Linked DNA regions of Homo sapiens: all the other regions are linked to region 1. The links are chromatin contacts, found by Hi-C in ENCODE. All regions are on one chromosome and are shown on one strand. The core of a region is the stretch at or near the end of the contact, and the rest is flanking DNA. Distances in the headings are between cores, read along the strand shown. Region 1 overlaps ZNF831 (zinc finger protein 831). Region 2 holds the start of NPEPL1 (aminopeptidase like 1). Region 3 overlaps STX16 (syntaxin 16).

Region 1 (3,519 bases), core at 629-3,128:
TTGGTTTGGAGGCAGATGAGCCTGTAGGATTAATTCTAACTAAGGTGTGAGTGGAACCTAGGGGAGAAGTAACTTTAGGGGCTACAGAGAGAAACCTTCAGTGACACTGACTCATAATGGGAAGGTGATTCTCCTCTCAACTCCCTCTCCAGCCTCTTGATCATGCCATGGAGAAAGTCTTGTTTTGATTCCATCTTTAACACTTGCCTAAACCCCTTCCTAACCTCCCTTTTAATCAGAGAGAAAGAGGTTAGGTCTCAACATCTAGCTAGAATTTGAGAACACAATTCTGTTTTTATTGTTTTTTTTAAAGAAGAATCTGCTCCTTCTGATGCCAGACACTCCAAAGTCTCCTCAACCACCTTACTCCATTAACCTTGGAAAGCCTAACGTTTCCCTTTCTCTCTCAGCCTCCTTTGAGGCCAAGGCTGGTACAGGATAAATAATTTTGCTTTCTGGATTTAGAGGAATTGGTTTGAGTCTTGACTTTTACTAGTTCTTTGGGCAAAATTTGTTCCTTCTCATTGTCTCAGGTCCTCATCTGTAGAATGGGGCTGGAGTTTCTGAGTCCATAATTCATTTAATCTGGTGCCCAAGAACCCCATGAAGCCTGTCCAGGAATACCTGACTCATTTGCCCTTGAGATTGAGGAGAGGCTCAAGTTACATGAGACAGTGACTGTGAAAGTGCTGTGTGAACTACAAAGGACTTTACAGTGTGTGGTTATCATGGCTGGGAGGTGGCAGGGGTGAGCATACACTGAATTTTCCCCCCAGGTCTGGACAAGACGTCTTCAAGCCAAAGGAGGGAGGCAGTGAATGGTGCAGGTCCATACTTTCCCCAGCAGGGAGCTCGTAGGGATTCGGGAGTACATTCTGGGCCCTTGAGTTTGTGCTACATGCATGCCTATGGTGCTCTTCCTGCCGGGGTGAGACTTGCCCTCCAGGTTGAGAAAATGACGAAACTGGAATAATCCTCCAAGCTCCAACTCGTCCCAGAGGCCTCCCTGGCAATACTGTGCTCTTGTAGGGACCCCATCGTCCTCTAGGTAAATAGTTCACACTGGCCCTCACCCCACTGCTGGCTGCTGGCAGGGAGCATGGGGAATCTGCTCCAAAAACAACCATTGCTTCCTGCAGTAGCATTTTGAGAGTTTCCTCCAAATGTTTTTCCTCATCTAATTTTCAGTATGGCCCCGTGGGGTCAGGAGGTGATGTGTGGCCAGCCCTGTCCTAATTAGGAGTCTTGCCCAAGTTCATACGTTGAGGAAAAGAAATGCAAGCTCAGTTCCAAGGTTTTTCCCTTGCTAAAACTCTTAAAATTTTGGCTTGCTTATTTCCTTAACTTCCAAAGGACATGAACAAGTGATTTTTGTACCACCCTCCACATAGACATTAGCGATCATTTTCAGTCATTTTCAGCTTTCCGGTTTTGCTAGGAGGCACCTGGCGTGCCGGGAACGGACAAAAGCCATTTTTCTAAGTACTAGCGTTTGAAATTATTAAGTGTTCGTTAAGCACCCCCGGGTGCAAAGCACTCTCAGAGATGTTTATTTCTCAATTTTCCATAATTTCCTTATTTTTTTTCCCCTACCTAAAGGCAGATTGAAAAATGAACTCAGTGCATTGGAGTCTGAATCATAGTTAATGTGCGACGCCCCCTCCCTTAACTGCGCTGTTTTCTTTCTGCCTCCTCCTGTCTCCCAGCTTATCAATCTGATAAAGTTCTTTTTAACCCCTACTCAGGGGCTGTAACTTTTGCTTTATTCCCACGGGCATGGCAGGAAGCGATCAACGCAGAGCCCCGAACCCCACTCGCCCCACGGGCTGGGCTGAGCTGGGCTGGGGGTCGAGCTCAGCGAAGCCTCGGGAAGGCTGCAGGGTGCCCGGGCGGGCGGCGGGGTGGGTGCGGACCCCTGGCTGGGCGCTCCCGAGACCCCCCTACCCTGGTGGGTGGGCGCCCGGGGGCCTGGAGAGCCGCCTAGCCACGTGGATGCTTCTGGAAGAACACAAAGCCCGGGCCCCCTCCGCCCCCGCCGGCGCCAAGCCTCAATCTTGCAGGAGCAGAGAAGAAAGGCTCTGTTTTTCTCTCTCTCTTTTTTTTTTTTTGTGTGACAACAACCTCACATAACCTCAAAAGTTACCCATGAATTTACCAAAACTTTTTATGAAACTATTTTAACCTCTGGTGGGGGTTAAAAAACAAGCCTTGTGAATTTATTACCCGGAAGAAAGCGCAGAGGGCTGGGATTTACAGCAAAGCCGCCTTCCAAGCTCCGCGGGGGCCCCCTAGCGCCCATCGCGGGCACCGCCGAAGCCCGGCTCCCTCCTCGCTCCGCGGCGCAGCACGGCCTGGAGTCCGGTCTGGGAGGGAGGCGGGCGGACCCCAGACTCGTGCAATCAGGGGCACCTGCTCTGAACACCAGGGACCTGGCGGTACAAATTTATTTTATGTTCGTAGGGGTTTCCGTGGTAGAACCAAGGGAGCAGGCTGAAGCCGAAGGAAGGGAGAGCAGGGTTTTGATCCTAGTTCCTTGGCTTCTGCAAATCGGCTGGGACCCCCCGCTGAGCAAGCGACTGTCGTCACGGCCCCCGCACCAGACGACCCCAGCCTGTGGATGATGTTTCACTGCCCTCACATAAACGCCACCCAGAAATGCAAGAGTAAGAATGTTCACGAAGAGGGGAGGCAGGAGCCCCAGCTGATAACAGGAGGAGGCAGGAAGGGGGCCTTGGAGGAGGTCAGAGGGGGGACATTATTTCAGTTTCCCAGGACCAGGGTGAGAGATGGGGGTGAAAGAAGAAAAAGGACAAAACGAGGTGCCGAAGGCTCTATTGGGTGCTCTCTGTCCGCAGGGATGTAAAGCAGAATCCAGGATTCTGCCGCAAAATGCAGGCTCCCAATCGCTGCACGGTGACCAGGACTCCCGGACCCTTCGCTTGCCAAGTGTGTGCGATGGTTCCTTCCTCTCCAGCTTGCAGACACACTGGTTCTCTTTCAGAACTAGCCATGTTTTTTAAAAGCACATGGAAAAATGTTAATAAGCAAACGTTTTAACAGAGAGATGCAGGAGGAACGAGCCGGCAGCAGCCTCCCAGCAGAGGCAGCGGTGCTCCAGCGGCTACGGGAACGGGCCTCGGAGGAAAGCACTCGGGCTCGCTGCCGAGTTTCACCACCTGTAGTCATGTCATCCTAGGGACGTGTCTCAGCTCTTCTGTGCCTCGGTTTCCCCATCTGTAAAATGGGGGTGATAGTAACACTACACAAAATATATCTAGAATTTGAAAGAGTGCTTTGAATCATATAACCTTGGCTGTTGTGTGGTGAGGCCAGCTGGCTGGTATTCATCTAGCTCTACGGGGAAGGCAGAACCCAGATTTCACGTTAAATAAAATCTCTCAATTTTTACAGGGTGCTAATTTAAACACACATACACGCACGGACGTGCACTTGCACACATACCCCATCTGGGCCCAAATACAGTCAGCTAGTTTGAGACCTTTACTTCAAAGGCTGCCA
Region 2 (3,708 bases), core at 476-2,975, 530 kb before region 1:
CCTGTGGAAGTCCTATTACATCTGTCAGGGCATGGCCTTAGTCTCTCACCCTCTAGGAAGATCCTCCAGCTGTCTCAGTCCTCTGGAGTGCCGTGTGCCTGTCTGCAACGTATTTGCAAACAGAAAAAAGAGTGAGAGATCTTCATACACACTGTTAGTACCCTTTACCAATGTGTGAAAACATTCAGCTGCTGTAAAATCTTTTGAAGAAAATAAGATCCAATTAGCGTTGACTTTTATGTCGGGAAAGCTGAGGGTTTCAAAGGAATGCCTTTCAGTCATTCAACAGCTTTTTTTTTTTTTTTTTTTTTTTTTTTTTTTTTTTTTGAGTGCCTGCTCTGTGCCAGGAACTGGAGGAAAAAAAAACAACAAAAAGTCAAAAAGACCTGCCTTCAGGATGCTGAAGCTCTAGTCTGTGGTGTTTCCAAGGGGCCAGGGACCATGGCTCAGAGCTGAGCAGACAGACCTGGAGCCTGTGGACAGGGAAGGTGAAAGCCTGGCTTGTGGCTCCCGGGGCTACAAGTTAGGGAGCTAGGGGGCCAGCTGGGAGGTCAGTGGTGGAAAACCTCTCACACCACGCCAGGGAGTTGACAGTGCTTTTTTTTCTTTTTTTCTTTTCTTTTTTTTTTTTTTTTTTTTTCATTTTTAGGCTGGTTATGAAGAAGAAACTCAAAATAACAGGAGTGGCTTATGGAACTACATGGAGGTAACAGAGGAGGGTACCAACCAAAGGCCCTTGAGCAATCAGGATGTTGGGTAACAGATTTTTGCTTTTAAATGACTCCTGGGTGGAGCTTCCCCAATGCATCGTCATTCCCTGACCCTTGCATCTGACCCTGTGGGTGGGACCCTCCGCCTCCACCATCCACTCAAGGCTCACCCCTGGCTCCTCCACCACCCGGCTCCTGCCCCACACCCCCGATGGCCTTTCCTCCCCTGTAAGGCGACTGAGGTGACTCAGGTCACCCTGCTCCTTCCTCGTCTCATCTCGTCCCTCCTTTCCTGCTTAGACTGTGCCAGATGACCCTTCTTGCAAAGGGGTGGGCGGGAAGGCCCCCCATGCAGCCAGGCAGTGCCTGGATTTGTAACTGGCCATCCCAGCAGCAGTGCCCTGGATGGAAAGCCACGTCCCTGTCACCCTCTCACATCCAGGGCAGTGCCTGGCAGAGCGGGGTCTGATAAACGCCAGGGAACCTCCGATTAAGTGAGGAGGAAGTGACCGTCCACGCTGTACCCACCATGCCAGGCAGTGGGACAAAAGGACCTGACTCAGGTCCAAGAGTCACTGGGCCCCTCCGGCCTAACTGATGGGTGGCCAGGGTGCGGGGTCCCTGGGGATCAAAAGCAGCTGCTAAGGGACCTCGGGGGACCTGCTTGGGGCCAGCCTGAGGCCTGACCGGGCGGAACTGCGTCGGGTGGGCTTGGGCCTACGTCGGCCCAGGCCCCACTGGAGGCCAGGCCCGTCCGGGAGGCGCTGCCTGGCGGGCCACGTCGCCCCGCGTGTTGGGCAGGGCCGCTAGGCCCAGGGGCGGCGCCGCTGGAGGCCGGGCGCGCGGGCCCTACTCGGCAGGGCCTGCTCGGGGCCGGCTTCGGGCCTGCCCGGCCGGGCCTGCCCGCACCCTTCCGCCCGGCCTGGCCGGCGCCCCCTCGCGCCCCGGGCGGGCCCTGCACGTCTCGCGAGCAGCCCGGAGCGGCGGGGGAGGCGGGGCCCGCGGGCTGCCGGGCAGGGCCGGGGCGGTGCCGAGGCCGGGCCGGAGCGGGGCGAAGGGGGCCGAGCGGCGGGCCGGGCCGGGCCGGGCAGGGCCGGGGCGTGGGCCGGCAGGAAGATGGCGAACGTGGGGCTGCAGTTCCAGGCGAGCGCGGGGGACTCGGACCCACAGAGCCGGCCCCTGCTGCTGCTCGGGCAGCTGCACCACCTGCACCGCGTGCCCTGGAGCCACGTCCGCGGGAAGCTGCAGCCCCGGGTCACCGAGGAGGTGAGCGGGCCGCCGGCCGCCATGCGACCCGCGCCGCGGAAGCCCAGGCCCGGGCGGCCCGCGGAGGCCCCGCCTCGCCCGCCGCACCCCCGCCGCCGCCGGGCCGGGCCCAACGAGGCCGGGCCGCCTCCCTGAAGGGCTCAGCCGCCAGGCCAGTCCTCGCCCGCGGAGGCCCAGCCCCAGGCCCCGTCGCCGGTGCGGCGCGGTGGTCCTCCTGTCAGCCCAGCCCTGCGCCCCGCGAGGCCGCGACACCTGCGGACGGCGGGGGGGGAGACGTGGCCGCTCCCAGGGCCGCGCGTCGGCCCCGCCTGGCGACAGGCCCTGGCTTCCAGAAGTTCCCATGGCAGTGTCCCCAGCTGCCTTTCCTTGGGGACACCTGGCCCCTGCCCCCTCTCTGGTGGAAGCCGCCTAAGCCCTATCCGAGTGTTGGAAGCAAAGCAGCCCCCAGCCTGGCCCTTCCAGGCTTGGTGGCTTCATCCCACCAGGGGGATGCGAGCCAGCCTAGAGACAGTTAGCTCTGCAGAGAGGCGACACATCTCCCTAAGGATGGGAAAACGGTGGCCGGGAGCTGCGCAGTGCCCTTCCAGGACTGCAGGAGTGGTTGTGGCCGTGGCTGCAGGGCAGGGCCTCCTGGCACGTGGCCGCTGTTTGAAGCCTCTGTGTCTTGTCTCTCCCTTCTGATCTAGCTCTGGCAGGCTGCCCTGAGCACGCTCAACCCCAACCCCACGGACAGCTGTCCCCTCTACCTGAACTACGCCACCGTGGCTGCCCTGCCCTGCAGGGTGAGCCGGCACAACAGCCCCTCGGCCGCCCACTTCATCACGCGGCTGGTGCGGACCTGCCTGCCGCCCGGAGCGCATCGCTGCATTGTGGTGAGTGCTTCGAGAGGAGGCAGCCACGGTGCTCCTAGTCGGGCAGCGGTGAGCTCGGGCCTGGGGAGCTCACAGCCCTGCTCAGACTGCAGCGCACGCCCAGAGGGCTGTGGACGTTATCATCCCTGCTCTGTAGACAGGGAAACAGGTCCAGAGAGACGCGGGGATTTGCCCCAGATCAGTTTTGGTGGCAAATCAGAGACTCAAACCTAGATTTCCTGAGGCCCACTTTGTGTCTGTCCCTCTGTCCCTCATTTTCATGGCTGGTCAGGCTGTTGACATCTGGTGGCCAATGTGTTATTTCTCTTGGAGCATGACCAATGGTGGTCCCATGGTTCCGGGGATGACCTGAGGGATGGGGTGGCGGCTGCTGTGGGACATCTCTGTCTAGATGTCACCTGCCAGGGAGCTGATGTTCCGGAGGCGTTCAAAGAGCAGCTCCCTGCACTCCCTGGTGGCGGCCCTTGCACCCCTCACGCCGTCTCCCTATGTGCCACAGATGGTCTGCGAGCAGCCGGAGGTCTTTGCTTCCGCCTGTGCCCTGGCCCGGGCCTTCCCGCTGTTCACCCACCGCTCAGGTGCCTCTCGGCGCTTGGAGAAGAAGACGGTCACCGTGGAGTTTTTCCTGGTGGGACAAGACAACGGGCCGGTGGAGGTGTCCACATTGCAGGTGGGTGTCTGGAAGGGCAGACACTGCCCCTGGGCCCGGGCAAGATCGGGCAGGTGGGAGGGAGGTCGGGAGAGGGAAAAGCTTGTTGCGGGGGCAGGAGGGGGTTCCTGCCCTTCCCAGGAGCTTTGGTTCCTGGGAAGCGGCAGAGGCTTTTCCAAACCCAGGCCCCCTGCCTCTGCCTCAGCGTGGT
Region 3 (3,883 bases), core at 423-2,922, 550 kb before region 1:
TTTCTAGAAATACTTTAGCTTTAGGTTAAGTTGTCTATGTGTGTGTTAATGATTTTAGCTGTAGTTTTAACATTGGTAGTAACTACCTGAATTATAGGAAGAAATTGAAACCCCATGCAACAAGGAAGAATGTGATTTTCTGGTAATTTGAATTAAAAGCTGCTCACACATCAGCAAGCCAACAAGTTTGCTGAAGACCGAATTCTGTATGCTGAGTGTAGCTGATGGAGGCAGACCATAGCCTGCCTGGCATCAGTGGAGTTCTGTGACTTCATTTGCTTAGATTCAGTATGATGTTGGCCGGATTAAGCAGAAGATGAAAGAATTGGCCAGCCTTCATGACAAGCATTTAAACAGACCCACCCTGGATGACAGCAGCGAAGAGGAACATGCCATTGAGATAACTACCCAAGAGATCACTCAGGTGAGGAGTGCAAGTGAGTCCTGGGGAAACCAGCGAGCCTTCTCATGGCAATCTCAGAAACTAGAGTGTTACTCAGAATCAGTCTCCTGGAGTCATTTCCCAACCTGAAGTTCTCAGAGGGACCTCAAGAGGCCCTGAAGTCCTCCAGCTGTCAGCGTAGGTACCTGTGAGGCCTTGGAGGTATGGGGACTGTTTTTCAATTGTTGGCAGATAACTGCTGTGGACGGATTAAGTAAATATGAAATTTCAAACATTATCGAGTTCAATCATTTGATTTTAAAATGTATAACTAATATCGTATACTAGTGTTAAGAAATTTCAATGCTAAATTATAGTCCTCATAATTGAAAAAACAACTTAGTATCCTAGAAAAAATTTTTTATAAATATTAAATTTGATTAATTTTAAAATAATAGGACTAGTGTTGAAACCTCAGTGTTTACATTTTTTACTGAAGTCTCCTGGGTGCTAATTATCAGAGGAGTGTGGTGCTTTGAGAAAAGCCCTGGGGGGTTGGAATGTTGGAACCCTGGCTCTTAGCAGTTTAACAGTTACACGATTCTCATTTAATCCCTCTGACTCTAGTGTTCTCATCTGTAAAATGGGACTAATAATCATAGTACCATCCTCATAGGATGCTTGTTAGGGATTAAATGAGAGGAATGCAATAATAATATGATATATGATAATACAGGTTGAACATTCCTAATCTGAAATCCAAAATGCTCCAAAATTTGAAACTTTCTTTTGAGTGCCAATATGACACTCAAAGGAATGCTCATTGGAGCATTTTGGATTTCGAATTTTCAGATTGGGGTACTCAACTAGTAGGTATTCTGCAAATATTCCAAAATCTCCCGAAATTTGAAATCCTAAACATTGCCAATCCCAAGCATTTCGGATGAGGGATACTCAGCCTGTCTAACGTGATGATATGTGAGCAGCTGGGCACACAGCAGGCCCTACATAGCAGGAGCTGAAATCTAGTGAAATCTTTCTGTGTATATAAATGAAGCCACAGATTCCTTTTATCTGTTCACCTTTCTCTAAACCAGACTGAGTGAACAGAGCCTCTCACTTCTCACTCTGGCTTGTGATGTGGCAGTGTTAGCAGAGGGGCTTCTCTCCCAGGCTTGCCCTGAGCCTCGGGCTTGTTCTCTTAGCTCTTCCACAGGTGCCAGCGTGCCGTGCAGGCCCTGCCGAGCCGGGCCCGGGCCTGCTCCGAGCAGGAGGGGCGGCTGCTTGGGAACGTGGTGGCCTCGCTGGCGCAGGCCCTGCAGGAACTCTCCACCAGCTTCCGGCACGCACAGTCAGGCTACCTCAAACGTGAGTGCTGCCCGGGCCTAGTGAAGGGATTTTGAGTAAGAAAAGCACTTTATGTTTTCTTTTTTGCCACTATTTTTTCATTTAGTCCAGTACCTTTCATTGTTAGCTTTTGAACATGCTCATACCTTGTACAGTAAAGGGAAGCCTCCTCCCCATGTGAAACCCTGGCTTGGAATGAAGGCACAGCGTGGGGTACCGACCAAGGCTGGGGGAGGGCACCAAGATAGTTCAGCATCTCAGCAAACAAAATTTGTTTTGTGTCAAGCTGCAAGAATTTGAAAATCAACCAAGCACATTTTAAAAACCTGTTGTTTTCTGGATGTTGGGGTTTGGGAGAGCTGCTCTTCAATAGGTAAAAAGCAGTTGTTATTACTGAAAGCCACATATTTGCATAACAACCAAAGTGTTTGAGAGCACCTGAGAAAACCTCCCCAGGGTCCTTGAAACACTTCCTCTGCTGGCACCACAGGTTTCACCCAGCAGACCTTTTCTTCCCAAATAGTGCAAAGCCAGATTTCAGCTCTCTTCTCATTCTAATCACCCTGTAAACTGGGTTTTTTAAAATTGCCCTTGCAATCAATAAAGTCCCCACATACTCCAAAAAACCTAGTTCTCCCTCCCTCTGACAACTGGCATATTTGTATTTTAATTTTATTATTTCCAAAATTTGATTAGGGCCATATGGAATTCATACTAGAGATGCTTCTAGAGAGAAATACTGATTTTTTAAAATGTTTTGTAACAGCAGTTAGATTAAATATTTCTGCTTCACTTAGAGATTCTCAGATGGTTGTGTCATTTTTATCTTGGCATCAAGTGAATTGTGCACATTTACACTGTGACTTTTGTCTTGAGTAATCCCAAATGCCTGCATATTGTTGTATGTTTGTAATCCTTTACTCTCCCTCCACCCCCATTGGAGATAGGCTTCTTTAAAGCGGCTAAGAATATCTCAATTTTGACTGTTGGAGTTTACTCTAGAATTCCCCCTTTTAATGGTAGAACAATACTCAGGATGGTTTACATATTCAAGTAAAATGAATTCCTATCTGTGATAGGCATGAAGAATCGAGAGGAAAGATCCCAGCATTTTTTCGACACATCAGTACCACTAATGGATGATGGAGACGATAACACTCTTTACCATCGGGTACGTGAACGGGCTGCAAAGCTGATTGCTGTGTCTGTGCACCCCATTCTGCATCTTTCACCTCCTAGACCTCGATCTTCTGTGCAGTGTCAGTGGATTGATACAGTTGACTTGTATATTCATCAGGTTGTTTTGCAGCAGGTGGAAGAACAGCCGTACTGTTTCTTCCTTTCCAAAGGCCACAGGGAGACCTTGTAATCTGCTTTCCAGAGCCTTTGGGAAAGTGGTCAACACCCTGCCTTCTTAGGAAGAGCCCAGAGAAACAGAGGGCTATCCCGGGGGTTTTGTTTATCTGCCCTTGTGGAGTTGGCAGACGTGGGCTTCTGTCTTCCCTGCTATGGCCTCAGAGCTTTAGATCCTGCTGGTTTAGGGAATTTGAATCTTTCCTGTTAGGGAAAAATGAGTGCTTACTGTGCTTTGTAGAAATATTTTCAGAATTCATTTTCTTTAAATTATTTTCATTGTCTTTAAATTATATCTAAACAAGTATACCATAGCTTTCCTGAGAGGGAAAACAATCTATCCAACACATTGTGCACTGTCTTGCTAGGGTTTTACAGAGGACCAGTTAGTTCTGGTGGAGCAGAACACACTGATGGTGGAAGAGCGGGAACGAGAGATTCGCCAGATTGTACAGTCCATTTCTGACCTGAATGAAATATTCAGGGACTTAGGGGCGATGATTGTAGAACAGGTACGTGAGCTGGCCTTCCTCGTGAATAGGTTTTCCTGCCATACTATCTGTACCTTCTTTTTCCTGTACTCCTTTCAGGGAAAAAAATTGGAGCCAATTTTCCCAACATGTGTGTGCACCTGTCCTTTATGTGTGTGTGGGTGTGTGTGTGTGTGTGTGTGTGTGTGTGTGTGTGTATATTAATATTAATCAAATATTAAATTTGATTAATTTTAAAATAATAGGACTAGTGTTGAAACCTCAGTGTTTACATTTTTTACTGAAGTCTCCTGGGTGCTAATTATCAGAG

What was found. A loop is a pair of places that touch in the nucleus more often than their neighbours do. Pooled maps may share reads with other maps.
Region 2: a loop to region 1 is called in a pooled map, with 3 times the contacts of the local background. The contact joins the promoter of NPEPL1 here to the enhancer-like site in region 1. A Hi-C loop is called at or near these places in 5 of 50 pooled maps.
Region 3: a pooled map shows a loop between it and region 1 (5-fold over the local background). The contact joins two enhancer-like sites. A Hi-C loop is called at or near these places in 4 of 50 pooled maps.

Annotation. Positions count from the first base shown.
Region 1 is chr20:59,220,398-59,223,916 of GRCh38, forward strand. All of the region lies in intron 4 of ZNF831 (zinc finger protein 831), which reads left to right. Among named protein-coding and RNA genes, the nearest start is that of ZNF831, 58 kb to the left of the region's middle. RefSeq lists a silencer at 2,195-2,264. Within about 2 kb of position 1,879, at least 11 of the 41 ENCODE cell types and tissues checked have a DNase peak (open chromatin) inside an H3K27ac peak, as active enhancers do.
Region 2 is chr20:58,691,075-58,694,782 of GRCh38, forward strand. It overlaps NPEPL1 (aminopeptidase like 1), which reads left to right and starts at 1,726. Exons shown (of 12, transcript NM_024663.4): 1 at 1,726-1,976; 2 at 2,663-2,848; 3 at 3,348-3,518. The coding sequence starts at 1,827. It overlaps STX16-NPEPL1 (STX16-NPEPL1 readthrough (NMD candidate)), which reads left to right. Exons shown (of 23, transcript NR_037945.1): 9 at 1-153; 10 at 331-488; 11 at 650-706; 12 at 2,663-2,848; 13 at 3,348-3,518. RefSeq lists enhancers at 1,159-1,864, 3,305-3,708 and silencers at 1,362-1,851, 1,862-2,021, 2,052-2,131, 2,152-2,241.
Region 3 is chr20:58,667,704-58,671,586 of GRCh38, forward strand. STX16 (syntaxin 16) reads left to right here. Exons shown (of 9, transcript NM_001001433.3): 4 at 284-424; 5 at 1,588-1,750; 6 at 2,809-2,900; 7 at 3,451-3,594. STX16-NPEPL1 (STX16-NPEPL1 readthrough (NMD candidate)) reads left to right here. Exons shown (of 23, transcript NR_037945.1): 4 at 284-424; 5 at 1,588-1,750; 6 at 2,809-2,900; 7 at 3,451-3,594. Among named protein-coding and RNA genes, the nearest start is that of STX16, 18 kb to the left of the region's middle. RefSeq lists enhancers at 1,628-2,283, 2,284-2,941, 2,942-3,597 and a silencer at 2,112-2,251. Within about 2 kb of position 1,673, at least 2 of the 41 ENCODE cell types and tissues checked have a DNase peak (open chromatin) inside an H3K27ac peak, as active enhancers do.